3 separate regions of the Homo sapiens genome follow, and regions 2 and 3 are each linked to region 1. A link is a loop called in an ENCODE intact Hi-C map of the cell type or tissue named here. Cell type or tissue: HCT116. All regions are shown on one strand. Each heading gives the region's core, and the rest is flanking DNA. Links, peaks and the distances in the headings are about the cores only. Region 1 overlaps GALNTL6 (polypeptide N-acetylgalactosaminyltransferase like 6). Region 2 overlaps GALNTL6 (polypeptide N-acetylgalactosaminyltransferase like 6). Region 3 has its middle 110 kb from the start of LINC02382.

What was found. Peaks named below come from ENCODE experiments on the same cell type or tissue, not always from the same donor. Only the 100,000 strongest peaks of a DNase experiment are listed, where the experiment ranks them.
Region 2: it touches region 1 in a loop (14-fold over the local background); 16 of 110 quality-filtered maps call a loop at or near these places.
Region 3: a loop joins it to region 1, with 2.5 times the contacts of the local background. A loop is called at or near these places in 2 of 110 quality-filtered maps.

What each region holds. Positions count from the first base shown.
Region 1 is chr4:172,196,135-172,207,316 of GRCh38, reverse strand. All of the region lies in intron 2 of GALNTL6 (polypeptide N-acetylgalactosaminyltransferase like 6), which reads right to left. Among named protein-coding and RNA genes, the nearest start is that of GALNTL6, 390 kb to the right of the region's middle. In HCT116, for the core only: a CTCF peak has its summit at 4,649 (motif pointing right); a DNase peak (open chromatin) is centred at 4,646.
Region 2 is chr4:171,840,575-171,851,756 of GRCh38, reverse strand. All of the region lies in intron 2 of GALNTL6 (polypeptide N-acetylgalactosaminyltransferase like 6), which reads right to left. Among named protein-coding and RNA genes, the nearest start is that of GALNTL6, 33 kb to the right of the region's middle. In HCT116, for the core only: a CTCF peak has its summit at 5,327 (motif pointing left); a DNase peak (open chromatin) is centred at 5,326.
Region 3 is chr4:170,847,224-170,858,405 of GRCh38, reverse strand. No RefSeq gene overlaps it. Among named protein-coding and RNA genes, the nearest start is that of LINC02382, 110 kb to the right of the region's middle. In HCT116, for the core only: a CTCF peak has its summit at 4,790; a DNase peak (open chromatin) is centred at 4,785.

The DNA.
Region 1 (11,182 bases), core at 1,134-9,133:
CTCTCCACAAAGATCCAAAGTAGGCTTTTTAAAACATAACTCAGATTGTGCACATTTTACTTGAACATATTTAATGAATTAATTCATTTATAATTAGAATAAAATCCAAGGTGCTTACTAAGGCTTAGGAGACCCTGTATGATTTGGCTTTGCCGAACTCTATGACCTAACGTTGTAAGACTCTCCCATTTATTAAAACACGTTTCGGCCAGGCACGGCGGCCTGTAATCCCAGCACTTTGGGAGGCCAAGGGGGGCGGATCACGAGGTCAGGAGATTGAGATCATCCTGGCTAACATGGTGAAACCCCGCCTCTACTAAAAATACAAAAAACTAGCCGGGCGTGGTGGTGGGTGCCTGTAGTCCCAGCTACTCGGGAGGCTGAGGCACGAGAATAGCCTGAACCCGAGAGGCGGAGCTTGCAGTGAGTGGAGATCACACCACTGCACTCCAGCCTGGGCGACAGAGTGAGACTCCGTCTCAAAAAAAAAAAAAAAAACAAACAAAAAAAACAGAAAAACAAAACAAAACAAAACAAAAAACACGTTTCATCTGCTCTGATATGCATTCTGTTCTAAAATTTTGTTCCCAGACTCAGGGACTTTGCATCTGTTCTCTCCTCTGTCTAGAATGTTCTTTCCCCTGCTGCGTACATGACGGTCTCTTTCTCATCATTCAGGTCTCACTTCAATGGCACTTACTCAAAAATGCCTACAACAATCTTCTCCAAAGTAGGTGCCCTCTGTCACTATCTATTGCATCACTGTTTTATTTTCTTTGTATCACTTATCATTATCTGAAACAGCTTATCTTACTGGCATGAAGAGTGTCAGTACAAATTACTAATGCAGTTATTTTAAAAAGATACAATCACTCATCAAGGACTGCCAAGAACATTCATTATAACAAAATATGCTTTCTCATTAAACACCATGAGCATCTGGGGAGCACCTGTTCTTGTCTTTTCCTGTGTCCCTTTTTCTTTATGTTTCATGATCTCCTACTATCTCCCTGTATCCACATAATTTGGAAAATTTTTTTCTCAGATCATCATTGTTGATGAGCTGAATAAATACAACTATTCTTATGGGGATTAGAGTATTTAGAAGGATTTGTCCAGCAGAATTAGAATGCACTTCTACTGAGTCCCAGCTGGAAGAGCGGAGGATGTTTAAATGTTTTCTCACTAGAAATTAGTTCATTTTATTCTCTTTGTTTAGATCTCCAGATACACATACATACATACAGCTAAACATATATATATTTATATAAATATGAAATACATGGCATATGTACATATTCTTTCCCTGCTCTACAAACACCAGGTAGACCTCTGAGTAGGTAGTGGGAAAACAAAGAATGCATTTTTCACCTAGTTTATATTTTCAATCCATTGATGGGAGACTTGATGGAGATGCCAAAACAACAAGGCATAGAACTTACTGCTGAGAGCTCAGAAAGGAAAAACTATGTGATGAGATCTCCGGAACAAAGATTTCCAAGTAAAGAACAAACATTATGGTAACTTTTCTGATAAAATTGCCTGTGCACTTCAGAGGGAACTTCTGCATGTAAGAATGGGACTGGAAATAGGAAGAGATTATGGAACAAAGACTTCCAGGCAAAGAACAAACATCGCAGTAGCTTCTCTGATAACACTGCCTATGCTCTTCAGAGTGTACTTCTGCATGTAAGAATGGGACTGGAAATAGGAAGGGATTATGGAACAAAAGGATGAGAGTCTTTTCTTTGTCAGAACTGTCCTTTGACCTAGCTTTTAATATCCTGGATCTAATAATACTGTAGATTACCAAGATGTCATTTCAAAGACTGTGTGGTCCGGATTGGCCTCTGTCAGCTTTTAAGTCGCTCAGGACACTAAAAGGTCATATCTCTCCCAAAAAAGTGGACTCTAGCACAAGTCCCAGTCTATGTAAAGTTCATCTTTGTGTCCATGTTATTACATCTCACACCACTAGTTCAGGCTTTCATTTGGAGACTTTTCTATACTAAATTTGCTATTATGGAATTTTTCCTGAAAAATTTTGCAGATCCTTGCTTTTTAACTGATTTTATTGTTTGTGGTATCTATTTATCCATTTATCAAACTTTTCAGATGTTTTATCCTTTACATTTGTTACCAAAGGCGCAAAGATGAATATAATGTGTGTGATTAAAAAGCTCAAATTCTAGTGTTGGAGAAAACATATAAAGCACCAATGTAGTGTATCTAGGGGTTCTTAATTAGCTGAATATGCACATTTGGATTAAGAAAAGAATAAATCATAACTTTTAGAGAACTGAAAATTAACATTTTATTTAGACTAAATGCAGACCATAAGCTACAGTAGAATTAGTAGTACCTGGGACTTCTTCATCAATAGAAATTGTAAATATTGTGATCTCACATTACAGTTGATACAGCTGTATAGAAACATTGTTTAGTTCATGTCTTCTTTAAATTAAGATAGTTATTAACTATCCCTAGATCTTGTTATTTAATGAGTTGGCAAAGGAGCACAATGACTACTGCTTCACAAATTGACTTTTTAAAATAGTTTGATAACTCTATTCTGTTTTCTTCTCTTTGTAATCACAAAACATTATTCTCAAAAGGGTTCATAAATTTTACCAGATTGTCATGTCTCTGTCCAAGAACCCCTGGTCTAAGGTGACAATATAATTTATCATGCAAACTAAGACACTTTTGAAAATGAAAGGAAACACCCTTAATAATTATAGAATACACAATATTATTAAAAATATGTTTTGGAGTTTACCTATCTTAGCTCCAAATTAAAATTATAATTGAGATAAAAGACATTATTACCTATGAATAAACATAAACAATCAGAAACAGTGATAATGTGAGGATTGAAGGAGACCACTGTGTTCTCTCTGCACTCAGACTGCCATGTGCCCCTTCTTTCAGTATCAGACAGGTTGCATCAATGTGTTCATACTGAATCTTTAATGATAGAAAAGACTTACACTGTCACAATGCACTGCAAACTTGAGCAAACTACCTTTCAGTTATTACATTGACGCAGTTTTAAAAAAAGGACTATCATATATAAATGTATTTTGGTATTCTCTTATTTTGATTTTTTTAGGTATATTTTTAGTACAAACATCTTTCATTATATATAGCAAACAACCTAGTAAACTTCACAATTTCTGAATTCTAGTAATATAAGGTCTCACATAATTTTTAATTGATAGATAAATATATTGTAGAATCTTCACATTAACTTAGTTAAAAAAATTCTGTTGGCCGGGTGCAGTGGCTCATGCCTGTAATCCTAGCACTTTGGGAGGTTGAGGTGGGCAGATCACCTGAGGTCGTTAGTTCGAGACCTGCCTGACCAACATGGAGAAACACCGTCTCTACTAAAAATACAAAATTAGCCAGGCATGGTGACACATGCCTGTAATCCCAGCTACTCGGGAGACTGAGGCAGGAGAATCACTTTAACCCAGGAGGCAGAGGTTGTGGTGAGCCAAGACTGTGCCATTGCACTCCAGCCTGGGCAACAAGAGCAAAACTCCACCTCGAAAAAAATAAATTATAAAAAAAAATCTGTCAAGATGCCAAACAACAAACAATCAGTTTCATAGAGAAGGAAAATATCATGAATTTTAGAGTAGATGGGTCTGGAGGTCAAATGAAGCCACATATTAGCAATAAAGTCTTGGGAAAATGATGTAATATATTTGAACCTGATTCCTGCCTTGCCTCCCAGGTTAAAAATGGAGGAAGAGTTGGAAGGATTGAATGACATACTATAGAAAAATTCCTTAGAAATGGGTACATCTTTTATGAGATTGATACCCTATAACAAAGGTCTGTAATATTTAATTTTAATTTTTCAAATACTTTTTAAAATACCGCCATCGTTTCTGAGATCTTCATACTGAAAACCTTAAAGACACCTTCAGTTTTTAAGTTTCCGCTGCCAAATTTGACAAGTATTTTTACCTCTTTCTTGACAAAGCTTACATATTCTTCCCTTTCTTTGCATTTTCTCAACAATTACTGAAATACCAGTGCTCATACCTTATAAATTATTGCAAACAATTCCTAATTTATCTTCTCCCATAACAACATAACCAATATAGCTATATGGTCACATTTTTATGTCCTCATTCTATCATGCTAAAAAATGTTTTACCCTTACAGTGCTGTTTAGTCTGAACTTCAAATCTCAACACAAACACTGCCTATTTTTATTTAGCCAAATGTACACATTTTAATATTGACCAACTCCATTGTCAAAGTATACACAGGACTTTTAGTTCCTAAACTCTATTATTTGTAAACTATACTATCTGTAATCAAATTCAACTTAAACATATTGTTTTCCTCTCAATTTTTTTCAATTGTTTTCCTCTCAAGCCTAATTTTGATTTTGCTATCAAAACTCAATTAAAATGTTTTTCAATTAGCCTTATTTAAATAACTTTCATGTAGAAATCATCCATTTTGTGAAAATGTGTTTACAATATATAACTCTATTATATATTGTATAGTAGGTGTGTGGTTGCTGATGTTTCATAATAATTCATTACATCAAGAAAATGGGTTGAATGGGCCAAATAATCCCCTTTGGGTTTCCTACTGGCACTGAGTATTTGCAATTCAAGGACACTGCCACTAGATGGTAATCACAGACCACACTGATTTCACAAGTACATTACCTAGATACTTATTTTGGGGATAATGCCCCACATGAAGCTATTTTTTAATCTTTCTACCCAATATAATTATCTATATATCCATCTCATCTACCTATATGTAAGTATGTATGTCAATATTTGTGTTTCTATATACACACATATTTGATCGTATATGAAATAATTATTTCAACACTAATATTACACTATCCAAAAACTTAAGGAATAATAAACATATTGAGATATTCCTATTTTTCATTCTTTTATTTATTTATTTACTTACCCAATACAAAATTTAATTTTAAAGACATTACTGCTCATCACACTAGTTTCAGCTTTTTCTATTAGAAAGCATCATTTGCCTTAATCTCAGGTTACAGTTTCAAATTACTGTGCTCATCATACCTAGAGACTCAGCAAAGTCCATGCAATTACAAAGAAACTGGCAAATTTTAAACCACCAGTCTCGTTACAATTATGCTTTGAGGAACTGTGAGTATAGGAAGCACAACCTCTTTAAGTAAGTAAGCAAGATATCTACATTTACATGAGATGATATTTTTCACTAATGCCTCACTCTTTTCCCTCATGGTTTGAACTAAATTAAGGTGTTCTTCCATATGATGGTTAACGTGCTTTTGAATTCTGGAAAGGGTGGCAAGGCATCAAGAAGCAGAGCTAGTCTCATCACTTCTGCAACTATTTCCCCGCCCATTTCTTGGTGTCATTTCTAGCCTAGGTTGAATTGGCATCAAGTGAGAACCTACCATACCCCTCTGTTTCTGCAGGAGAGTGCTGGCTGACAGAATGCCAGTTGGACATTGTGGCTGATTATCATTGCCTTTTGATAATTACCAGCACAATTAAGGCACTTAATGTCATAGTTTTCTTTTGCTGTAATTGCCATTTTATGTGCACTATTTTATTGCCTCAACTAGTTTGCAAATTCCACAACAAATATTCTATCTTTCAGCTCCTATAGCAACTAGGGAAGTACTACAAAAATATTTTAACAAATCTTAAAATTAAACAGTTTATCTGTGTTTCGTTTAATAACAACAATACCAATAGAGACCTTTACGAGTGCCAACCAACTATTCTTATTAAAAACAAAAACAAAAAACAAAAAAAAAAAACTAGTCCCGGTGCCGTGGCTCATGCCTGTAATCCCAGCACTTTGGAAGGCTGAGGTGGGCAGATCATGAGGTCAGGAGATCAAGACCATCCTGGCCAACATGATGAAACCCCATCTCTACTAAAATACAAAAAATTAGCCAGGCGTGGTGGCGTGCACCTGTAGTCCCAGCAACTTGGGAGGCCGAGGCAGGGGAATTGCTTGAATCCCAGAGGCGGAGGTTGCAGTGAGCCAAGATCGTGCCACTGAACTCCAGCCTGGGGACAGAGCAAGACCCCGTCTCAAAACAACAAAACAAAACAAACAATAACAAACAAACCAAAAAAAAAAACAACTCCCAACTAAAGCATTAGGGAACAATTCTGTCCACTTAATTTCATAAAACTTGTTTTGGTTCCAGTTGTTTCAGTGTTTAACAAAGAGTTTTTTCCTTATGTATCGTTTTTAAGGGAAATAATGTATTGAGATAAAGTGAGCACTTTTCAGCTTCTCTTTCATAGAGCATACTATTTACTAACAATAATAAAGCTTGCTTTCCATTGGTAAATTTTGTTAAATTATCAGTTCATGAGTAAGTACCCAGCATTGCATTAAGCTCTTTTTAAAGTGATAGTTTATTTTTGCAACACTTTGGAGTCTGTGTTATAATTACCAAATTATCTGATTAAGAATGTATTTTGCAAAGCATAACTCACCCTGTAACAATTCACGTGTTACTACTTATGTTATTCTCCTCTAACCAAAAAACAAAAGTTAAGGACAATCACTTACTGCCTATGGTTCACTGGCTAAACAAAAACATAAATAAGGTAGATGTTGTCACACATTTACTAATGTGCTTGTTTATTCAGATATAGTATTCAGAAATAAAATGAAGCAAAATAAAATTATATTATCTACTACATAAAGTCTAAATTCTATCTTGCCATCTGCATCAGTGCACGGTTTCAAATGGCATTTGGTTATAAAGAACACAATGGATTATGCAGGCAATATTTTCTGGTGCCACTTGTTTGTTTCATTCCACAACTTGCTTTTCATATTGCTGACGTTTGTATTCATGGAAATAATTAGTCCCAAACATCAGAAAAGCACCGTTCGTGATTTACAAATATATATAAATGATTCAAGGTAATCGAATTTCCTTAATGCAGGTAAAATCAATGTCTAGCCATGAGCAGCAGTCCTAAAACTCCAACTTTAAATTAAACATAATTAAACTGGAGTATTTTAACAAGGGAAAAATTTCAAGTTTGAGGGTGAATTTGTTATGTCCATTGGAACACTTATTAGTGAAACATCAATAAAATGGGATATAATTCAAGCAGACTTTCCATTAAACCTATACTGCATCTAGAATACATTGAACTGACAGTTTCATCTAAATTACTGATGATTTTGAGGACATTAACTATTGGGATAAATAGCTAGTGATTGCATTTCCCCAGATTTTTTATTGCCAATTAGAATTTCAAAGTTACTTAGCTTCTCTATATGTGTAATTCCTCATTTCTAAAATTAAAGAATTTGGAATGATGTTTTTTAAGGGCTCTTAGATTCCTCCAAATCTACTGTCATCTGAATTATTTGGAAATAATAATTCAAATGAGGTATATGGCTAGTTGCCTGCATTAGAAATTGAAGGAAAAGTCTTTCTAGAGTATGTCAACAATCTAAAATACTATTTTACTTTTGAATGCCTTAGGACTTTCCCACTATTTAAAACAAGCAAGCAAGCAAACAAACAAACAACAACAACAACAAAAAATCTTTCAAAGTAAATATGATCTATTTACCAGGAGTTTAAAAAAAGTCATTGTCAACTTTATCTTGCAATGAGGAACCCCACAATTCTATGTCTTCAGTCTTCAATTTTCTTTAAACATAAGATATTCCACTGATGTTTGATTCAATGCCTGTGTTGTGTCTGTCACTGGAAATCCACAGTGAATGAGATGAGAGTCTGTTATCAAAGAACTCAAAACTTACTGGGAAAGACAGATTATTTTACACTAATTACAAGTCAAATGGTGAGAGAATTATCTAAAACAGAAGCACAAAATTTGTGAGATAAAATAGATCTGACTGAAAATGATCACGAAAATAATTTGCAAAAATATCATGTTATATATTTGATCTAAGCACGAGGAATAATAACTGCTAAAATTTACTGAGATGGTCTTTTTGTCAGATAATCACTAAGCATTTTTTGTATATTGTACTAAAAAAATTCCACAAAAATCCTATTAAATAGGCACAATTCTTATTTTACCCATTTAATAATGAAGAACACAAAGAGAAGTGACAAGAAGAAAATAGATTTGTTTATTTGCTCAACAAACACTGATGAAATGCTTACTCTATGGGACCTCTTTTTTCAGGAGTGGAGGATAAAACGGTGGCTACCACAGTCTGCTCTCAAGGAATCCAACAGGGGTCACAGGTGGTAACATGCATAGAAACAAACTTTGGTTACAGCACAGTGTAGTCAGTGTACTAAAGGGTAGAATGCCAACAGTAGTAAAAGCAGGGGTTTCCTGGAGGAAGTGATATCTAAGGAACTGAAAGATGATTAGGAGTTGGCTATCATTAGAGAGAAGTGAAGTACTAAATAGCCAAAATTTAAAAAAAAATACATTTTGGGAATTATAGTAGTACATTATGGCTGGCTAGTACATGCACTACGTTAGTAAATTAGCACATTGTGGTTTGGGTTTGATGCTGGGAGAGGCAAGTAGGCACTGGATTTTAAAGCATCTCTAAGAAGAAGGATTATATGTTGTCTTGGTTGACCAGAACAGTCCTATCATAATTATTGATAGCACCTCTTGTCCCCAGATAATTACTTACTGGCAACACTTTTAACTCTCAAAATTTTCCTGCTAAGTGATAAAGTATATGTTTAGGTTGTTTGACCTTTTTGTGAGGGCACTGGAAACCACTGGTGGTATCTCATTTTGGTTTTGATTTGCATTTCTTTAATCATCAGGGATCTTGAGCTTTTTTTCATGTTTGTTGGCCACATAAATGTCTTCTTTTGAGAAGTTTCTGTTCATACCTTTTGCCCACTTTTTAATGGGGTCTTTTTTTTTTCTTGTAAATTTGTTTAATTTCCTTGAAGATTCAGGACATTAGACCTTTGTCAGATAAATAGATTGCAAAATTTTCTCCCATTATGTAGGTTTTCTGTTTGCGCTGATGATAGGATTTTTGTTTTATTTTTTTTTTTGATGTGCAGATCTTTAGTTTAATTAGATCCCATTTGTCAATTTTTGCTTTTGCTGCAATTGCTTTTGACATTTTCATGACAAAATCTTTACCTGTGCCTATATCCTGAATGGCGTTGCCTAAATTTTCTAAGGATTTTATAGTTTTGGGGGTTTTGTTTGTTTGTTTTTTTGACAGAGTCTCACTCTGTTGCTCAGGCTGGAGTGCAGTGGCACAATCTTGGCTCACTGCAAGCTCCACCTCCTGGGTTCACGCCATTCTCCTGCCTCAGCCTCCCGAGTAGCTGGGACTACAGGCGCCCACAACCATGCCTAGCTAATTTTTTTTGTATTTTTAGTAGAGACGGGGTTTCACCGTGTTAGCCAGGATGGTCTCGATCTCTTAACCTCGTGATCTGCCCGCTCTGGCCTTCCAAAGTGCTGGGATTACAGGTGTGAGCCACCGCGTCCGGCCTAGTTTTGGGTTTTATATTTGAGTCTTTAATTCATCTTGAGTTAATTTTTTTATAAGGTGTAAGGAAGGCTTTCAGTTTCAATTTTCTACATATGGCTAACCAGTTCTCCCAAAACCATTTAATAAATAGAGAAACTTTTCCTCATTGCTTGTTTTTGTCAGGTTTGTAGAAGATTAGATGTGTGTAGATGTGCAATCTTATTTCTGACTGCTCTATTCTGTTCCACTGGTCTATGTGTCTATTTTTGTACCAGTACCATGCTGTTTTGGTTACTAGCTTTGTAGTATAGTTTGAAGTTAGGTAGCATGAGGCCTCCACTTTTGTTCTTTTTGCTTAGGATTTTCTGGCTATATGGATTCTTTTTTGGTTTGATATGAATTTTAAAATAGGTTTTTCTAATTCTGTGAAGAATGTCAATGGTAGTTTAATGGGAATAGCATTGAATCTATGAATTACTTTGGGCAGTATGGTCATTTTCATGGTATTGATCCTTCTTATCCATGGAAGCATGGAATACCTTTCCATTTGTTTTTGTCTTCTCTGATTTCTTTGAGCAGTCGTTTGTAGTTCTTCTTGAAGAGGTATTTCACTTCCCTTGTTAGATGCATTCTTAGGTATTTTATTCTTTTTGTAGCAATTGTACATGAAAGTTCATTCATGATTTGGGTCTCTGCTTGTTGGTTCTGGGTGTATAGGAATGCTTGTGAGTTTTGCACATTGATTTTGTATCCTAAGACTTTGATGAAGTTGCTTATCAGCTTAAGAAGCTTTTGGGCTGAGATGATGGGATTTTCTAGATATAGAATCATGTCATATGCAAACAAAGACAATTTGCTTACAGTCTTCCTATATGAATGCCTTTTACTTCTTTCTCTTGCCTGATTCCCCTGGCGGGAAGTTCCAATACTATGTTGAATAGGAGTGGTGAGAGAGGGCATTCTGAAATCTGCCAGTTTTCAAAGGGAATGCTTCCAGCTTTTGTTCATTCAGTATATTGGCTGTGGTTTTGTCATAAATGGCTCTTATTATTTTGAGGTATGTTCCTTCAATACCTAGTTTATTGAGAATTTTTAATATAAAGAGATGGTGAATTTTATTGAAGGCTTTTTCTGCATCTATTGAGATAATGATGTGGTTTTGTCTTTCGTTCTGTTTGTGTGATAACTTACATTTATTGATTTGTATAAGTTGAACCAGCCTTGCATTGAGGATGAAGCTGACTTGATCGTGGTGGATAAGCTTTTTAATGTGCTACTGGATTCAGTTTGACAGTACTTTATTAAGGATTTTTGCATCAATGTTCAGCAGGGATATTGGCCTGAAGTTTTCTTTTTTTGTTGTATCTCTGCCAGGTTTTGGTAGCAGGATGAATTTGGCCCCATAAAATGAATTAGGGAGGAGTCCCTCCTAATCAATTATTTGCAATAGCTTCAGAAGAAATGGTACCAGCTCTTCTTTGTACCTCTGGTAGAATTCAGCTGTAAATCCATCTGGTCCTGGGATTTTTTTGGTTGGTGGCTATTTGTTACAGCCTCAATTTCAGAATTCATTATTGGTCTATTCACGGATTCACCTTCTTCGTATTTCAGTCTTGGGAGGATGTATGTGTTCAGGAATTTAACCATTTCTTCCAGATTTTGTAGTTTATTTGCATAGTGGTGTTTATAGTATTCTCTGTATGTTGTTTGTATT
Region 2 (11,182 bases), core at 2,216-10,215, 360 kb after region 1:
CAAAGATGAATAAAACTCAGAGTCAGCCTGCTTTATTATGACTTAAGTTCACATGCAATAATGAAAAGATTAAGTTCATCAATAGACCCAAAAAAGATAACATTTTTTTCTGTGTTAATTCTAAAGAAATCTGTAGGAAGTGAAGAATAGGACAGCAGCTTCTAATAGAAAGAAATAATTCAGCTCACTCACAGTAACCTAAGAGCTATCTGAGAGTGTTATTGCTTTTTTCATCCTGCAGTCTAAGTTAAAAGAGATTGGTTGACTCTAAAAATAAACATAATATATAACAGTCTCTCAGGCATTGTCAAAAGCAATATGGAGAGACTGATGAGGGTTCTTCTACAGAGTTTAAATGAACCTTCTACTTTCTTGATTCAGTCAAAATATAATTTTTTTAAAGCAATTGGTCACATCTTTCTACTGGGATGATATTCTTTTGACTGATTCTACCAAAAGAGAAAACAATAAGAAGTGACAACAATTCCAAGCCAGAATCCAGTGATGAGCTAAGTTTGTAGACAGCTTAAAATATGAGATGGAAAAGTAAAGCAGAGTATGAACTTAGTTCTATAATTTAAAATACTTATTACTTTGAGGATCAAAGAGAAATAGTGAATAAATAAAAATGCTCTTACTTTTACATTCAAGTTCGTTCCTATCTTATACTTCAATTTTTGTCTTGTGAATTATACACTACGAGAAATGCCCTGAGCCTTTATTAAAATGCCAGTTCTGCTCACAAACAGAAAAGTGAAATTAAAGCTCTACGATATAAATATTCCCTTGAATTGCATTGTTTTAGGATAATATCCTCTAATTATTGGGGTGGCTAAGAACCTTAAAACTAACCCAGTAATAGCTCCTGGAATGGTTTGTAGCATTCAGTAGTGTAAACTAAATCTAAAATCCTAGGTTCCCCAGCAGACTGAACAGACCCCCTCTTGGCCAAGGGAACCCCAGAAAAACCTTAAAAACTGAGTGCCTAGCCATAATAAGAAAGGAAGTCAGACACGCCTCATTATACCCTCTTTGTTTTGGAGTTTAGACACAACTAACCAGCATTTACATTAAAACAGAGATCATAAGACTAACATAGCCTACTCTTTGTCGTAATGAAATGCTAAATTATAAACAGGGTTTAAGGCCATGCTGGCAAGGGTAAAGTCACACACCTGCACTTAACAAAATGAACTAGGTTCTAGTTACCACAAGGTTTTCCTTTTTATTTAGCAGTTAAACAAGCACTGGCTTCGAGATAAGCAATATTAAAACAATTTACAGTCCCACCAGATGCTGATTAACTGCGCTCCAGCCCCTGTTCCACAAGCCATAACAACAGCTTTGATTGAATAAGAGACTGATTTCAGTAACTTTCTCCTCCTAAGATCGCTGACCATGGACTGGTTCTGGCCAGTTTACAGAGGCTGTGCACTGGAGTAACTTCACGTCCCTACTTTACGTTTTGATGCATAGGGCCCAACTGTAATACATTTAAATGTTAAATTTTTAATCCCAGCACCTTGGGAGGCTGGGGTGGGCAGATCACTTGAGGTCAGGAATTCGAGAACAGCCTGGCCAGCATGGTGAAACCTGGTCTCTACTAAAAATACAAATACAAAAATTAGCCCAGTGTGTTGGCACGCGCCTGTAATTCCAGCTACTCAGGAAGCTGAAGCAAGAGAATCGCTTGAAACCGGGAAGCAGAGGTTGCAGTGAGCCGAGATTGCACCATTGCACTCCAGCCTGGGCATGGCAGTGAGACTCTGTCTCAAACAAAAACCAAAAAATGTTAACTCTCCACTAGTTCATATGCAACATGCACATTTATTCAATGAGCATGTGTCAGAACTGCCTTCATTAATATTCATAGCTTGTCTCATAACCAGTTAAATTTGTATGGTTAGCCAACCTGTTTAGCATAAAGCTCCTGCCCCAACCCCTCCTCCTTTGAAGTGCCTTTTCTGGTCTTTGCCAGAGGCTATGCTTCCCAGCCTGCGGCATGGCCACCTTCTTCCTTTACGAGAAAAAATAAAAGTATCTTTTCCAAATTCCTATATCTTGTAAATTTTCAGTTAATAATAGGTATACAGATAAATAAATTATTATTTTTAATTTCTCAATGTAAATTTACCTATTTAGACTTACATTAATAGGTAAAATCATATTTTATCATATTTATAATTTTCTTAATAATTGCTTACAAGATTTTCTTTATTTCTATTTTCAAATGTAGATGACTTAAAGTAGTTGAAAGTGAAATTGAAATGCTGTGCAAACAAAACATTTATACTGTCCATGAAAAAAGAAGAAATCATTCCCTAGTATCTCTCCTCTCAAGCTCCATGAAAATTACACAAAGCACTTCCTATTATTATTAAGGGAGTGATCTCAAGGAAGATAGTAAGAGGCATAAACTTAATACATAAATGGCGAGTGTTCTGACTGCTGCAACAACCTGAGTTTCCCATCTGTTCCCTCTCCTCAGGCCTCTCTATTGTCTGAGACACAATATTGAAATTAGGCCAGTTTAGAACCCTGCAACGGCTTCTAAGTGTTGAAGCGAAAGGAAGAATAGCATGTCTTTCAGCTTAAATCAAAAGCTAAAAATGATTAAGCTTAATAAAGAAGGCATGCTGAAAGCCACCACAGGCCCCAAGCTGGGTCTCTTGTGCCAGTTGGCCAAGTTGTGAATGCAAAGGAAAAGTTCTTCACAATGTACACTATTCAGGCGATGGTCACAGTAAAAGCCCAGACTCACCACTAGGCAATATGTCCATGTAAAAAAACTACACTTGTACCTCTTACATTTATTCAAATTAAAAAAAAAAGGGAAAAGTTCTTGACACAAATTAAAAAGTGCTACTCCAGTAAAAACACAAATGGTAAAAAAGCAAAGAAGTCTTATTGCTGATACGGAGAAAGTTTTAGTGCTTTGGATAGATCAAACAAAGTCACATTTCCTTAAGTGAAAGCCTAATTCAGAGCAAGGCCTTAGCTCTCTACAATGCTATGAAGGACAAGAGATGTGAGGAAATTGTGGAAGAAAAGTTGGAAGCCAGGAGAGGTTGGTTCATGAGGTTTAAAGAAAGAAACCATCCATATAAAACAAAAATGCAAGGTGAAGCAGTAGACGCTGATGTAGAAGCTGCAGCAAGTTATCTAGAAGATCTAGCTAAGGCCATGGATGAAGGTACCTGCACCAAACAACAGATTTTCAAGATAGACAAAACAGCCTTATATAGGGAAAAAATATCATAGATAGAGAGGAAAAGTCAAGGCCTGGTTTTCAAATTTCAAAGCACAAGCTGACTCTCTTGTTACAGGTGAATGCAGCTGGTGACTTTAAGTTGAAGCCAATGCTAAACCTTACCATTCTGAAATTCCTAGAGCCCTTAAGAATTACACTGAATCTACTCTGACTGTGCCCTATAAATGGAACAACAAAGCCTGGATGACAGAACATCTGTCTATAGCATAATTTACTGAATATTTAAGCCTACTGATGAGAAAATAAAATTCTCAGAAAATAAAATTCCTTTCAAAATATTACTGCTCACTGACAATGCACCTGGTCACCCAAGAGCTCTGATTAAGATGTACAAGGAGATTAATGTTGTTTTCATGGCTGCCAGTGCAACATCTATTCTGCAGTCCCTGGATCAAGAAGTAATTTTGATTTTCAAGTTTTATTATTTAAGAAACACATTTCAAAAGGCTGTTGCTGCCATAGACAGTGACTCCTCTGATGGATCTGAGTCATGTAAATTGAAGAGCTTCCAGAAAGGATTCACCATTCTAGATGTCATCAAGAACGTTTGTGATTCATGGGAGAAGGTAATGTCATATTAATAGGAGTTTGGAGGAAATTGATTCCAATGCTCATGGATGACTTTGAGGAGTTCAAGACTTCAGGGGAGGAGGTGACTACATTTGTCATGGAAATAGTAAGAGAACTAGAATTAGAAGTGGAGCTTGAAGATGTGACTGAGTTGGTGCAATCTCATGATAAAACGTGAAGGGATGAGGAGTTGAGCAGAGAGAGAGTGTTTCTTTTGATATAGAATCTACTCCTGGTAAGGGTGTGAACATTGTTGAAATATCAGCAAAGGATTTAGATTATTACATAAACTTAGTTGATAAAGCAGTGTCGGGGTTTGAGAAAATTAACCCCTCTTTGAAAGAAGTTTTACTGTGGATAAAAGGATATCAAACAGAATCACATGCTACAAGAAAAATCTTGTGTGAAAGGACAAGTCCATCAAAATCAATGCAGCAAATTTCATTGTTGTCTTATTCTAAGAAATTGACACAGCCACCCCAATCATCATCAGCAACTACTACCCTGATAGCATCCATCAACATCGAGGCAAGTCTCTCTACCAGCAAAATGATTAAAACCACTGGAGGCTCGTAAACATTTTTGATTAAGGTGTGTATATTGTGTTTTCAGGTATAATGCTATTGTATACTTAATAGACTATAGTATAGTGTAAACACAACTTTCATATGCACTGGGAAACTCAAAAATATGTGTGAGTCACTTTATTGTGATATTCACTTTATTGTAGTCTTCTGGAACCAAATCTGCAATATCTCCAAGATACACTTGTACAGTCGATTCTCATTACTCACAGAAGGTGTGTTCTACAAAGTTTCTGTAAATGCTGAATTAGCAATACTGACCATTGCTCGTAGGGGAAATATATATCTATATATACACACAGAGAGAAAGAGAGAGATATAGATATCTATATAATTATATGTATATGTATAATTACATATAACTATATTCATATATAATTACATATAATTATATGTATATATAATTACATATAATTATATGTATATATAATTACATATAATTATGTGTATATAATATAAATACATATAATTATATATTATATATAAATATATTTATGTATCTATAGATAGATACATCTACAGGGACATATATCATTATATAGCTTTCTATATATCTATAGATATATCTAGAGAGACATGTGAATATACATATCCATATATATCTATAAATATATAAAAATCTATATATGTCCATATATAGAGATGAATAGATATAAAGATATGAATAGACATAGATAGATAATAGATTACAATCTTAAATCCTAAATACATCTAGTATTGGTAGATTTTATTTTCTTTATGTCACAAGAGTAAATAAATTTACACAAGAGTAAATAAATGAAGTGTTAAGTGACTTAACTGAGGCCACTCCACCAACAGATGCTACAATTGAAATTCAAAATGCAGCCAACGAGCCCCAGCGCAGGAGCTTCTTGCCCTACACTGCACTGCCCCCTACTGTCTACCTCCTCTGGCCATGGTTGTAGGTAAGGCCATGGTATGGCCATGATTGTATGTAAGGAGAAGATAAGAAATAGTTCCCTTGTTCTGCCTTACATGGGGAACAGGTGCATCAGGTGATTCAAATTTTCTTCTACTTTGCACTGTCTGCAAGTCACTATGAAAGCCCTCCAGATACTGGTTTTAGGATTTTAAATAAATTACAGTGAGTAGGTGAATTTGCTAATTTGGAATTTGCAAATAAAGTGGATCAACTACAATATCAGCAGTCAAACTATACTGACATGATGGGAAATATCAGAAAATTACTCACAAATGAATAAAAATTTTTAAAATTTTAGAACCTCATATCTGTCATAAAATAAATGGGAAAGGCAATATGACAGTTATCTATCCCTGATTTGAAAAGTGAAATAAAGCAAACTCAAAGTATACTGAAACCTAATTTACAGTGAATGACCATGTAAACTCCCGTAGAAATATTATATAAGAAAATTTTATCTACCATTGAGTAGCTGTGATGATGAGTATGTTCACAATTTATTGGACATGAATTACATAATGGAACACTCTGCCTGTATTAATTATTAAGAACTGTTGTCACAAAGAAACCTCAAATGCTAGTGGTTTAATGAATACAAGTGATTTTTTTTCCTTATTAACATAACATTTCAAAGCAGCTGTCTTGCTTGATAGGTGGAATTCCTTCTTGCAGTAATTTGGAGACTTGGTCTCCTTCCATCTTGTGTCTTTACCATCCCTTAGGGTCTTCTGGTTCTTTGTATCCCACTGGCTGAAGGGAAAAATCGGTTGTAGAGAGCACATCTACTTTCTAAATTGTTAGCTGAGAATGAGATATATGACTTATGCTCACGTTCCATTAGTAAGAACAAGACTTAGGACCACATTTACATCCAAGGGAGTTAGACTATGAAATCCTAGTCAGAGCAGCCACTTCCTATATTCCCACAGTAATATAGAAAAGGAAGCATATATCTGGAATTTTACATTGATATTAACACTGACATGACAATATTACCTAATATAAACCAATAGATAAATAGTCTCCACATCATTTCAAGTTTTTCTTTCGGTCCAGAACTCATATTCCTACGGTCAACTTTGATCTAGAAGTTATTAGTTTGTCTCTGTCAGATTTTCGCTCAGAACAAAGAGACCAGCAAGAATTTTGTCCTCCAGATGCAATTATCCAATCAAACGGGATAATTTTGAATGGAAAAATCAAAACAGTTAAGAAGTATCAGCTTTGAACAGAATTGCAAGGTTATTAAAATACCACCATTTCATTTACTAACTATTGCTTGGCAAATGAATTCATTAGTACACAAACCAGTTAGTGACTGAATAAGTGTGTCAGTAAGTAATTTCAACATTTGGATATTGAAGGTCATTAAGTATTATTCATGGAATGGAGAACAGAAGATTAATGTCTACAGGTTGGAGACTAGCAAACCTGCAGATAGGCTGGCTACACTATTTCATGCTGATTGTTTGAAATGGAGCAAGAAAGCAATAGACCGCAGAGATCTCAATCAGCTGGAAACAAGCATCTCCAAAGAAAGTCCCTGCCACAGCAACCATCTCTGACTAAATTGCTTGTTATCTTTACAAAGCGCCCCTCCTGGTGCCATTAATTTATATGCTTCCTATTACCCCAAGTGCAATTCTCAATGTTATATTTGTTCTTGGGGAATCATTTTTCCTAAACAGAAATCAAGTGCTTTCTCCAGTTTTACATTGTCACAGCTCCGTATCCAGCACCCACAAGTGAAAAGTGCTCTGGTCATATCTGCTGTTCCACCTTCGTAATCTGTCACATCAACGAACTGTCTGATAATATTAGCCTACTTCATCTAAAGCTCTTCCAAACCTCACATCTGAAAATAAAACTTAAAACAAAAATGCACAATTTAAAAAGGAAGATGAGATTGAATGTCACCAAGAGTTTTACAATCTACACAGAAATTTGGCAGACATCAAAACTACCAGGGTTTCCCAAGAAAATAATGATGGTGCCTCTATCAGTGAACACGAAAGTGACAATGATGGGCATCTCACTTATCTAGAAAAAAAATACACCTTAGATATAAATGGTAAAATGGTAGCAAAGTTAACCATAGGATGAAGATGAAGGTAAAGGAAACTTTTTAAAAAACATAATAATGACCCTGAGTTTCATCCTCCAAATCAAGGACTGGCCCCAGCCACTGAAATCAGCAAACAAACTAGAAGAAAAAAGATTGATATTCCACCTTTAGAATTTAATAGGTAACATTAAGAAATATTAATGAACAAAAAGTTACCTTATCTTTTTAACACCTGCAATTGCATTGTCTCATTTCACAACACAATCATAATATGCATGCTAGTAGAAGAGCATTTACACAAACACAAAACTTGTTTCTTGTTACAGATATTTTGAAGTTAGTAATCTTCAATATCAAATTCTAGCAGAAATTTATAGAAAGGAGTTTTGTTCTCCAGTTCTTACAGATATACAATTTTTGCTTCAATATTGACTACTCTTACTTTAATCATTAATAGAAAATCAGCACTAATTACACTATTGATTGTCAAATAATAAAGAAAAATTCTGTTAACCACCAGACATCTTTATTTATAGCATGTTCTGTGAATGTCTAAAACTATGTAGATTTTTGTTTGCTTGGAATTTTTTTTGGCAGTAAATTCATCCAACATCTTCATCCAAAATCTTCATTCTCTACCAGCACCAAATATATTACACATACATATGCATGCACACACAATATGGGGAGAGCCTATCCTCACTGCCTGGCTTAATACCAAAGTAAATGCAAAGTTTGCCCATTTGCGGTTAAAAGCACAAAATTCTAAGAGTTTGGTGAAATATAAAAGAAGTAGAAAAATAGGTAGAATCTAAATAAACAAGAATAAATTGTTTTTTTTTTGGCATTTGTCTCCAGTTACTGTATTGTTCCATTGTTAAGGTTAGCAGCAAGAATGTCAGTAATCTTTTATGGATGAACAATCTTGGCATTGTCACCATATCAATAACAGAGTATTGCAAGAAGGTATGTCCCTCCTTGCTCTGTAGATCTTCTCGTTTGTGCATTATTTTTATGTGAATTGTCTTCATAGTCATTTTTTTATGTTTGTGGTGTATTTTACTTTAGGGACATAAATGATCTTTTAAACAGAATATTCATTGTAGTATCATAAAGTGTGTCCTGCTACGATGCCTCTATATGAGCTACCAAGAAATTTAGCATAAAAAACCATTAAAACTAAACTAATAGAAGATTTCTTTATTATTCCATCATTCTAGCAGTCACCTCACCAGCCCTCCTCTGTTTTAATAAAACTAATTTCATAGAAGAAAGAAAAATGGTCTAAAAAGTGCACGATCTAACTAGGATGTTGTTACCAATCAATGATGACAGTCTTGTAAAATTGGAAATATAATTGCAGATATATTGAATGGATGGTTGAACAGGCAACAACTAAGGCCTTTTAAGATGTTTGTGGCATGAATTTGAGTGGAAAATAAATTGAAAGTGAAAATAAGTGGTACCACCAAGTGATACCGTTTGGATGTTTGTGCCCTCCAAATCTCATGTTGAGATGTGATTTCCAGTGTTGGAGGTGGGGCCTGGTGGGAGGTGATTGAATCATGGGGGTGGATTCCTTATAAATGGCTTAGTACCATTCCCTTGGTGCTAAGTGAGTTCTCACTCAGTTAGTTCACTGGGGATCTGGTTGTTTAAGAGTCTAGGACCTCCTCCTTCTCTCTCTCTTGCCTCCTTTCTCACCATATGACATGTCGATTCTCTATTCTCTTCCACCATGACTGTAAGCTTCCTGAGGCCTCACCAGAAGTGGATGACAGCACCATGCTCCCTGTACAGCCTGCAGAACCATGAGCCAATTAAACCTCTTTTCTTTATAAATTACCCAGCCTCAGGTATTTCTTCATAGTGACACAAGAACAGGCAAAAACACCAAGCATGGAGACAGGATTATTTCCAAAACTTTATTTTTTGTGTCTACTTTGAGGGCCAGAGAAATATTAAAAGTGTATAATTGCATCTTTGGGGATTGCATTTCAGAAAATAAAAAGTAAGCAAGGATAAGAAATGTAACAACTAAAAATTTTAAGGACAGGCCAACCCTTAATATTTGTGGGGCTTCATTCAAAAGTGTAAATAAAGATCAACACACTATAATTGTAAATATTTAGAATGTATACTATATAAATAACAAATGTAAGTAAGATATATTCTATTCTGTTCTCTTGACATGTGGAACTTCATAATGACAAAACCGAAAGGTACGTGAAAAGATTATTTGTCTTTCCAAAGACAAAATTCAATTACTATTGCACATATCTAGGTATTCTGCTGATAGGCCAGTGATGTTTGCATAAATAATAAAAAAGAAACATAATTCATGAAATATACATACTTTCATGAAATTATTTTCATGCCTTATTTTAGAAGAATCACTTATAATCTTGTAATAATCCAGATTTTAAAATAATTTTATTTATATTGACAGTAATGCCAAATCTCAGTTTTGGGAGGACATTGCTATACTTAGTTTTATTTTTTCAATTAAAAAAACTCTGCTGTGATGTAGCACCTGGTATTAGTAATAAAATTTGCATAGAAGGTTTTTTTCTGGAATTAACCATTTTACATACTATTTTAACCATTTTGATTTAAATAATTAGTTTTTCATCAAATACTACTATTTTTACAAAATTACTACTGCTTATATCATGATTTCTATTTCCTCCTAAAGGAATAGCTAGTTTCATTAGTATTTCTTAAGTTCTTCTTCTATCAAATTATTCAATGTTGGGATTTTATGAAGAAAAATAAAATGGTAGTATGTTTTAAACTAATACATAAAATTGAGAAGGTTATTTTTGTTGTTTATGTTTTTCAAGTAATTCACTTAAACTAAAATATTCACTTAAGCTATATTTGTTTTTGTAAAACAATGAAAGTGTTTATTAACTCTAACATATTGTTTTCTATTACTGGTATTTCACCAATACATAGATTAAATATTAGTTGTTCAATATAATATTTGCAGTGATCAAATTGCACTGAATGTTTACTTTGGTAATTTCATTTATGTTTTCTTTTTTCACTTTATCCACCATTAATTAATATCTCCTTTCAATTCTTCATCCTGATAATCATATGCTACATTATTTTTAACCTTTATTACATGTTCAGCCTATTGAAATAAGTATTTGAAGTGGAAAGATAACACAGTAGGAAAGTCAGCCTGAAAAGAAACTGCTTTCAAAGATCCAGATCCAGCAGGGAAAGAATCTTCTAAAAGGTTTTGTTCACAGCCACCCTTGGTACAAGTACCGGAGGTTCTAGAAACAGAATCCACAAAATTTCAAGCATTTTCCACTGAAACATGATGTGGGCTGATGTGATCATAAGCAGAAAGGGTGCATGCATCTTCTTTTGAGAGATAACAATAGCTACTTCTCAGTAATTAAGCTTTTAGAATTTTCTACATAAGCATGTCCAATTTTCCAATGGGGGAGAATGGGGCCAGGAGGAAAAGTTAAGAAAAAAGAGGAATTAAGATGGTTCAGAAAAATCTAGATTTTAGGACATATGTTGCAACATGATAAGAAACAAGAGAAGGATGCTTGGCTTGGAGCCCTGGAAAGTTATATATTGTTACACGAAACTCTATTGCATTTGTGCACTATGAGAGAAAATAATATGATGAGTTAATTAATTTGTCTTTTCTCTCCCTGGAGTACTGTTCTACTCCAAAGGCTACCCACACTCCTAAGCAGTATCTATTGCAAAAGTTAGCAGCA
Region 3 (11,182 bases), core at 971-8,970, 1.3 Mb after region 1:
GGCTGAAACAGGCAAAGCAAAAACATGAACAACCATCTCAATTAGACAGAGGATGGCTTGGCTGTTGACCCTCATGAAGAATAACATGACGAAACAGAAACGTCCCTCATGGAAATTGCCAGATGTAAATTAACAGTCACTTGAGCTAGGAGTGATTGCTCATATTACCTGCATCAACCAAATAACCCCAAACAAAATTTTAGATAAAGGTTCTCATAGATTGGCCATGCTGTTTATAAAAGTTTCAGAACACAAAAGCAAAAACAAAAACTCTAAACTTGAATGCTGCTAGTAGCCTACCACAAAATGTATAAAGACAATATTGAGAAAAATACCAGGAGAAACCTGTACCACTATCATTTTAAAATGTAATTTTGACATTTTATTATTATAATTCAAATGTATACATAAAATACATCTTCTTTTGTGTGTACATTATTTTCAATTACATTTTAGTGATAACTAACAAACACCTCCACACACCCCCTCGTGCAGACATTATGCACACACATACATAACAGAGGCTGCTGAGCAAGAGACGCTTTGGTACCGTCCAGCTCTGCCCCGTTCTCTCTGAAATTTCAGTCAAGTTAAAAAGTCGTAAGACAATTCTGTAAATAATGCTTCATTTGAAGAAATTTTCCAAGGTGCACTGCAAAATTACCCTTTGCCTTTCTTAAAATTCTTCTTTAGAATCTTTCTCAAATAGAGAGGTGCTTTGTGAGTTTTATTTTTCTGTAAGTGAGAATTAAGGAAAAGCGTTATCTGTCCCATCTGCATCATTTACTGCAGAGCAGTAGGAGAGAAAGTAGGAGCTCAATTCTAGGGACAAAATGCCACAAAGGCATCCGCAATGTGCCGCAATCTAGGGGGAGATTCTGGACATCACCCTTGGAGAGTGGAATAAGATTCGAGCCCAGTCCTTCTCAAGGAACGTGAAGCCCCAGTTGACATCTGGGTTAGTTATTTTTCTGAGTGTTTTGTTTAATGCCTTCCTCTTCCTCTAAATTGTAAGCTCTATGAAGGCAAGAACTATGTTTGATTTGTTCACACCAGTATATTCAATGCCTTTTAATGTCTCCAGAAGATCATTAACAAAAGATTGAAGACCAGAAGAAGTTAAAAGAAGGCAATTTCTAGCCATTAGAACTGCCCCAAGATGGTAGCCACTGCTTTGAGAAAACAGCAAATACCTCCTTGCTAGTATTTCCAAGAAAAATTTTATAAATATTTCTCAGGAATATTAGGGAAGAAATTGTTTAATTGAAGTGATAGATCTTTATTCTTATGTTTTCTTACACAAATTATTTAAGAAAATCTTGAATAATTAATTTTTTTTTCCTGTCTAATCTTCCACGGACCCCTAGCTAAGGGAGAGACAGCAGGTGAACTAAGTCACCGTTAATACAAAGAGACATTTGCAAGTAGTGGGGGATATAGGAGAAACACCACCATAATTAGAGGGGAAAATTATAAAAGTGTGATCCCCAGGGTGGTGTGTCTCTTGAGAAAAGCTCTACTAGAGGGACCTCTAAAATTTCCAACACTTCCAAAATTCTGAATATAACAGAGACAATTTTTTGATGTAAAAAAAAAAACTATAACACTTTTTTCTTTAAGTTGTAGAACTGTTTCCTCAATTTGTCTGACCTGAAAAAAATCAGCCTTCTCAGGAAGGTGAGCAACTCCAGCTAAAGATGAATAGAAACTGTTCTCGTTATTTACTTTTGCACTCCACAATAATGGCCTCTATTGTAACATCACCAGTGATTTACTGTCTGGTCTTATGGTAAAGAATATTTTTATTTATTTATTTTTATTTTTAATTTTTTTTTGGAGACGGAGTGTCGCTCTGTCGCCCACGGTGGAGTGCAATGGCACGATCTCGGCTCACTGCAACCTCTGTCTCCCGGGTTTAAGCGATTCTACTGCCTCAGCCTCCCGAGTAGCTGGGACCACAGGCGCACGTCGCCACATCTGGCTAATTTTTTGTATTTTAGTAGAGACGGCGTTTCACCGTGTTGCCCAGGCTGGTCTCAAACTCCTGAGCTCACAGAATCCGCCCACTTCGGCTTCCCAAAGTGCTAGGATTGCAGGCATGAGCCACCGCGTCTGGCATTGTTTTTGGAAGAGACGCTACGGGTTTAGTGGTGAGTCGTAAATATTGCTTCCATAAGTTACTTCTGTTTCCTTTAGGATTTCTGTGCACTGTCCAGTCCTGCCATTTCTCTTTTAATTTCTTTGTCTCGTGGAACTTCATTGTGTAGGCGGTAGTGATGGTCCTTCTCCTGCCTTGCAGGCTGAGGCCACTTGAGGCATTTCTAGGAATACCCTTTTATATTATCTCTTTTTGAAATTGCTAAGGTCACATTTTTGACACTATCATCTAAAACTTCTGTGCTTTGCTCTTTTCGACAGTGTTACTAGCATTTGCTCTTCCATCACATTTAACCTAGTTCTCTGAAGCTAGTAACCCTCTGCCTTTTTCCTATGTTTTCCATCCTTGACTTGTTCTGCTTCTTGACATTTTGGAATGTGCACTTTTGCTTTCCAAACAATAGGTGCTGTTGATATGTGATGCAAATCAAGAGTTTCTTTTTATCACATGGAAGTCCATTTTTTTTTCAGGTTTCATATTTTCCCCAATCCATTTCAATGTAAAGTGCACGGTGAGGACACTTCCTCTACTTTCTAATAACACTCAAACTATAGTGAACTCAAAAGTAAAATTTTACAGGTAACATAGAATGAGATATTTTTAGAAACCCATAAAAATTCCCAAAATGCCATTTGGTGATACTCAATAATACTGAGAAAAATTATACTTTGCTAGTTTTATTTAGTGGTTTGGAAGTCAACATTCTCAAATATTAATAAATATCACTATATTTTTATTACACACATATATACGTATGTAAGTGTATATGTACATACATATATACACATACAGGAGGCTTGGTAAATAATTCTTTAATATATACTTTTTGAAAATATTAACGACACTTAGATGTTGTTGTGTGGCATTCTAATCAATCTTTAAAAAGCTAAAACAGAATTACAAACATATTTATGAATTTGCCATAGTCCATGACCTAGAGACTTGTACACTAATGATAATATAGTTTGCCAGCTTTTTAAAATTAAAATGTGACATAAATGAGTAGGGGACATTATTACTCAACTTAGATTCTGTTATTATTTAATAAATTGCATTAAAATGATACTTTTGGGAATAAAAGTGATTTATAATTTGGAACTCTTTAGAATTTATGCAAAAACGCTTTATAATATTGTTCAGTTTATTCTCTAGGGAGTTCAAGGCAGTGGATGAAATTGATTATATTCATAATTTAATATATTTTACTGTAATTCACATATGTAAAATGACAATATTTATAATTTCAAAAACAAAAACACAATAAATATCAATCTAGGTTAACCACTTTTATATTACAAATAAACAAATAAAAATCTAAATAATATATAGCTAAACAACCTGCCAAGGACTAGAATTTCAATACTTTAAATGCAATAACTTGATGTTTTATCATTTAAATAACACTATATAAATAAATATTTTTCATTACAATACTGCTTGTATTCTTTTTCATTTATTGAATCCATAAAAATATATGCTTGCAGCTGTGCATAAAGAATAAGTATACTAAAGCAAATTAATACATTTGATTGTTAAATGTACAGAATTGCGATTAGGGAACTGTATTCAGTTTGCCCTTGTTCTACTCTTTGTAGCACAATGCAGTGAGCTGTTACAATTTTTTTCTTTACCAAAATTAGAAAACCTTTAACTATTTGAATTTAATTTCAATGATTTCTTATTTACCTTGTAAACTGGAAAATTTAATAAAAGGCAAGGATAATATTCCAGATCTTGTATTATAGTTTAACATAGTTTTAAAGTGATGTTCTGAAAACTAATAAAAAGTTAAATTCTGTGGACGTAGCCTAACTTCACAGCCAAGGACAGAAAAGACATATAATTCTTTGCAGTGAACTCTGCACACCCTAGTAACAATCTATTACTGTCAATCTGAGGTTGAGTGAATATCAGACAATGCTAGTGCAAACTCCATCTTTCATTCCTAAAGCTATCCTTCTGTTGATTTGAGCTGCATCAAGGATTACAATAAAAATTGAAGCACTCATAAGTAATACCTCTTCAGACAGGAAAATGTGAACTGTCCTTCTGGGAATATTTAATGTCAAAATCTAATACAATGCTTCTCATCTTCTTTGACTATGACTAAACCTATATGCTGAGTGGACTGACCACTTGCTGTTACACCTGCTTTGTGGCAACTCACTCAAAAAAGAAATCAACAAAAAGCCATGGAACAAAAAGTGATAAATTTAAAGTTTCTTCTAGTAGTAAAATTCAGGTCAAGATCCAACGTTTAATTTTAAAATGGGTTATGACCTCGTTGCTACAGGATCAGACAACCAAGTGGAAAGATAAAATATAATTGGCAGTTTGAAAGGACGTATATTTTCTTATCTCTGCCAAAATACTAACAAAACAAAAAGAAAGAAAAATATATTTTGAGAAATCATTAATTGCCACAGACAATAAGAGATAAATTAAGCAAAGTGATCATATCTTGTCTTCTGTGATGGCACTGGCTCCTAGAACACTACTTCCTGGCACTAGCGTAGATCTTACAGGGCTGACTTTGAAAGTCTCAGACTCCAAGAGCTATTCATGATAAGCCTAGGGAGAAGCAGCAGAAAATAAAATGTTGCCTGTGGAAGTGGTGCACTCTCCCAGTCGGCAGGGGGCGTACCCGTGCCGGGAGCAATCTCAAGGAAGACTATTCACATATTTCTAAAATTCACTGTACCATGACAACTTTCACAGTGATTGATAGAAACAGAATTTTTCATGCTACTTAATTATTTAAATACACAATGTTAAGTGTGAAAACTCAGAGAAAAAGAAAAAGATTCCTCCATTTTTGACATGAAGGTAAAAATATCATCTTACAAGTTTAGATTCAGTCTTTTGTGGCATTCAGATAGGAAATCTTAGTAAGATTCTTAGTAAGGCTTATTCTAGCTAGCTTGCCACGTGTAAGTGGGTAGCACTGAAATATTATTGATCTTGTTTGGGTTTCTGTTTCTGTATGTTGTTAAAAAATTATACAGTTTGGATTGGTAATCTTTGTGTTTCCTTTCCTCAATAAAACTATACGACTTCATGTTCATTTATATTTGTATTATCCAAACAGAAGAGAGACTACGATAATGTCAGTTTCAAAAAGGAAGTCTTTGATCCCTTTAGATTTATTTTTTTATTTTATGTTACTTTATTTTAGTAGATACGAGGTCTCCCTATGATTCCTAAGCTGGTCTTGAACTCAAGCAATCCCCCCTCCTCAGCCTCCAAAAGTGTTGAGGTTTCAGACATGAGGCACCATGCTCAGACTCCATTTTTTATTTAGATCAAATTATGACAGATATTATAGATACCCTTGCTTCACACTCATTCAAACCATTTCTAGCTTTCTTTCCTGTACTATTGAATTGAGAAAGCAAATATACACTTTCTTTGCTCCCTTGCAGGTGGTGCACTATGTGAGATTACGTTTTACAAAATGGGAACACCAAAGTAAGGCTTAGATAAATACACGAGCAATCTGAGGCAGTGACTGGGAGATGGAAATCAGAAGCTTCTAGAAGCATAATGATAGAAGTATTTGGTTTTTCTAAGACCACTGTGATTGAGTTCTTAGTATCTGTTTTCTAGCACCACTGAGACTAAGCAGCAATGATTTTTCAGCAGAATGGATTCTTAAGATGGTGGATCATGTTCTTTCATATGTCTCCTTGCTGGTTCTCTGTCTCTGCAGGCTATTCCCTAAGCTTCCCTATACTCATGAAGTCTTCCTGTTGAAATCAGAGTTTCCATTGCCTTCAGCAAAGGACCCCCATTAGCACTCTGAAAGGTAAGAGGTGGTTTATTTCATAATTGTTACAGATGATGCAATATATGGTGGTTGCTTGAGTTTTTGGTTTTCCCATTTGTTCTTTGGCCTGGTTTTGTGTGATAGTCCAGAGGGATTTAAATCTTTCTGCTGTCATCATTTTTCCTTAATTCTCTAAAAGTTATTTAAAGTCATACTAAGACACAATATGACATTGTAGCTAGGAAAGAAAAACAGAAAAAAATGAACACATTAAGGAAGCCCAGGAACTGATAGGCATCTATCATTGAGATGTAAGGGTTACAGAGATTGCTACTTGCCTCTCACTTCTCAACAAGTAAATGTCTTCTTTCTTCCAATCATTCATTTTGACATGACTTACAAAAACTTTTCAAGAATGGAGCACAGAACTTCCATATAATGTCAAGATGTAATCTTTAGTTTCTTCAGGGGAACTAAACATTCTTGTGGCTAACTTCCCTGGCTACGGTTTTAAGTTATTATCACCTTCTTGCTTAGCAAGTTGCTCATTGACTTTTTAAGGCTAGCGAGGTGCCTGGAATTTCCCTTGAAGGAACTCAATTTTTTTAAAAAAAATCTGGGGATACGGGGTTCCACAGGCCCCAAAGAGGAGTTCCAGCTCCCTCCCAACGGCATTAATTCAAATTTCCCCAGTGCTAGTATTTTACCACATTCTCTCTTTATCTCCCACTTTCCTCCTCCCTCCACTTATATATGCATGTAGGTATAAGTACCTGTGTGTACATATGTGTATATATATGGCTCTTAATGATTTTTAAATTTTGTCTATATGGGGGATGATATCCCATTACTCTTAAACAAGTCAGCAATGCCTTTAAAACGTATTTTTTCCTTCTGGTCCAGGATCTGATTTAGATTCACTTACTACATATGGTGCTGTTCCTGTTTAATACCCTTTAATATGAAATAGTTCCTATTTTTCCTTTATTTAATACTGACTTATAAAAACACAGATTAGCTCTTTCACAGAATGCACTCAAATTCGGTTTTTCTGATGTTTTCTTATCATTGGATTCAGGTTGTATATTTTTGGCTATGATATCACAGACACAATGCTTTGGTTTTCTCATTGGATGGCATCAAGGGGCACATAATTTCTATTTTCCTCATGGCTGTTATTAGCTTTAATCATGTAGTAAAGGTAGTTTCTCACAGGTTTCTCCATTATAAATTTATTGCAACCTCCTTTGTAATTAATACGTAACTTGGGGGAGATAATTCTGCCCACTAGTATTGGCATCCCTTGATGATTCTCATGAGCTGATTATTCCTATGATGGCTACTAAATGGTGATTTTCTAATTTCCTCATTCATTCTAAATTTATGAGTTGGCATCCTACTGCAATGAAAAGCTTTTTCTTAATTTATTTTTTATTCATTTGCCATATATCTCTTTGTGTATATATGTGCCTCTACCTGTATCTATTGATCCATTAATATATCTGTATAGATATCCCAAACCATGTATTTATACAAATACGTCTAATTCCAACTGAACTCAAGAGGGTTCATTCTAGCTGTTTTCCATCTCATATTTTTACCTCATTCCCTGGTGATGAGAAACTTTCATCCCATTACTCTCACTATATGTACTTAAGTGCTCATACTCCCTTATGTAATCAAACTCCTGATCACACAAGCTACCTCCACAGTCCTGACAACCTCCTCAACACCATGCCCACTGGCTCCAAACACCTCCTATCTCCTCAACCCAAATCCCTCCACTTTGGCCCCATTAGGCCTGCTGGCCTCGTAAGCCTCAGCTGCCCTCTCAATTCTGATCACTTCAGCCCTGCATGTCCTCTCTCCCTCCTCAGCCCCTAACCACTTTTTCTGGTCTGATGTAGGCTTCCTCTCTATCTTGACCATATTCTCTGCCCTAGCGTGACATTACCACAAATCCTTGCATTTCAAGGGAAGGGAAAGAAAGAGTAAGATGAAGAGAAAGAGGGAGTTTTTAGATATTTAAGGAGTCAAATTACTACTTAGATAAAAGAACATATAATCATTAGTTTTCTTTGAAGCTAGACGTGGCCATGTGAGTGAATATTGTTGGTTTATTTTAAAATGTCATTTAGAATTTATAAGTCTACCTAAAATGTATTTTATAAACTCTGTGTTTAGATTGCCTTCCAATTGCCCTTTCAAATTTATATCCACCTTCTTCCAATCCATTCTGTGAGCCAGGTAGTGAACTTTCATTCTTTCTTTTAGTTTCTATTTGATAACAGGAAACCACAGACAATGAGGAGAATGATGTCATTATTTTAATTCTCTCAACCATCTCTCTGTGCCATTGCCTCTTATTGACTGTGTCTCCTGACTGAAAGTCACTGCTCTCCAAGCTATCTCCATATATCTCGCTCCTTCCACTTTTCAAGACTCTTTCCTCTCCCTCATTCTTTCAGGCAAGGGATACTAAGTATCTCTGCTTTACAAGTCCTGGCATGTTAGACTTTAGTTTGTGTTTTACCTAAATCCTTCCTATATATTTGTTAAAGTTCCTTTAATAAATGTAATTACCTTAATTTGAGAGCACCATCTGTTCCTACTGGGACCCTTACTGATACGTTAGTTGATATTAAAGTGGCCACAGAAAACAGATTATCAAAATAAGATCATTGAATTTTGTTGCTTATGTATTGGAGAAACATGAGAATGACCTGTTTGCTAAGGGGATCTGGCTAATGCATAAGATCAGGTGGCATCATGTTTTCTGAAGTTATCACAAATCTTAGCACAAGGTGTATTGCTATGACACAGTTGCAGTGGCCACAACAGTGGAAGTGAAGAACGTGTAGTCATTGTGCTTCTTACTATAGCTTTAGAGATAATCTATAGGGGAAAAGAAAACTTACTACCTATAAATATACAAGAATATGGGTTGAGAGCCCAAAGACATAATGAAATTTTCGTAATCACAGGGAAGTTAGGGCTTGAAACCATTCCTAAAGCATGATTAGCTGGACAAGAGGAATCCTATGAAATATTTAATTCAAGGATGCCACTTATGCCAAGGTAAGAGTATTGGTGAGAAAGAAGTGATATCCATAGATATGGGATAAGTAGACATAAATAATGTATAAAATCTGATCCTCCAAATTCCCCTCAAATTCTATTACTGGTAGATGCAGCCCTGTCACTCCCAATGTGGTCTGAAAGATTCATCCATCATCAACATAAAAGCTTTTGGTGATGATATTTTGGGGCACTAACCTTACAAGCTGATTCCATTTCTCCTCAGGTTCCATCCCCAACAACATCTCATTTTATTCAGGCCCATAATTAAATGTTAGTACTAATAGAGCCCAGACACAGTAACACAGGTCTTCTTAAAAAGGAGATAGCCTACATATTTAAGGAGTTATAAGATGATATCAATTGATATTCAGCTATATACTGGGGAGTATGTGTTGGAGTAAAACTTAAGGCTCAAACCTCATAAATATATATTGGCAAAGGTGCATTCACCCAGGATAAACATATATCATGTTGTGCTCAATTTTCTAGGAGTGGCATTATAATCTAGTCATCTGGCCGGTTAAATCTTTGACTCAATAATTCATATAATAAACAGGGTTAAATTAGGAGACCTTCCTGGGTATTTTACAGGGGAAGACATGAAGATTATGGGAGATGGAAATATTAAAATGTGCCTATTGGCTTAAATATGCTCATCCATCTACTGACTATACTCTGAAGATTTGGAAATACTATCTTAGATTTTTTTTTGAAACGTAATGGTAAGGGAGAATATCAGAATCATTGAACAATTTTTTGTGGTAGCTATTGTCCATGGGCTTAAGAGGATAGAAAGAGATCCTGTAATATAAATGGGTTTTCTGATTCGATTGAGAACAAAGGATGTGAAATTATAAAAATCAGGTACAAAGGGCGAGGTGGAAGCATCTGGAACTACTCTTATTCCAGCAAGGCAATCAAGCTAAAGCAATATCTAGTTTCTGGAGGAATTGCAGAGAAAAAGTTTCACCATTAAAGATGCAAAAGGTAAATGGATGTTGATTCTTTTTAAACCCCCATTTAGTGTGCCTGTTGGCCAAATGTGAAGAGCAAATGAGTCATGTATAGTGACCATACATTTTTAAATCTTAATTATTAGGTTGGCAATTGTAGGTTTATTTCCCAAACAGATAAGACCTGGTATCACTTTCACCCTCTCTGCTTTTTGTCCCCACTTACAAGTAGAAACAACAATAGAAAGCCAAATACACTCCCCAAACCAATCACATAAGATACCCGTTTTCTAATTATTCCATTTCAGCTTTACCATTCCTACCAAACGTATCTTATGACTTACTTTTTTCTTGCTATAAGGTTTTCCCACTCTCCTGCCTGCCAATAAGTCTTGTAATGCTGGCCAACTCCCTTGCTATAACAAACTCTAAATAAGCTTTATTTGTTTTTATATCAATAGTCTTTGCTTGTTTTTGCAGTTTCTTTCTGAAGCTGCACCAAGACAAGGTTTGCACTTCTCATTACTGTAGACCCCAGCCTTCAACCAGAGGCATAGTGCCCAGGGAGGACCCTTGAGCCTTGCTGCTCCTGGCTTGGTGAGTCCATGCCAAAGAGGAAAGTCAGCCACAGGTCTGAACTCTGTTCTCTTTGCATTGAGTTTCTCAGCTACTTATTCTCAATTGGTTTCTGGATTTTTTATTGGTTTTCATTTGTTAGGTATCTGTAATGGAATCAGGTCATTTCTTCTCATCCCTTTTGTTCTCTGTGTGCTTCCATTTTGCATCGTGCTGAGTAAAAATGTTGTTTGTCATAAGGAGAAGCACACCATGGAACAAAGGCATAGATCCTGTCGGCTTCTTGTCTGAGCTAGCTTAACAGCCCAGTCACTACAAAACCAACTTGCACACACATTGGCCAGAAACTGGGCTGCTAAATGCTGGAGGGCAAAATCTGATTGGACTGTCCCAGAAGGTAACCTAAAAGATACTTTTTTCCCCACAATAAACTTAAGGGTCAAAAAGACCCGAAGGGTAGGGCAAATTTTCCTAAAAACTACACCTAAATCATCTCTAATAAAAATTGACAGCACCATAATTTAATAATATTGACTCAGAAACATGAAACTGTAGTAGATTTTGGGGATAGACTAAAAACTACTTTCCCACAAGATTTAGAAGTTAAATAAGGTGGCAATATAGCGGCAGCCCTTTTATCTCTATTTG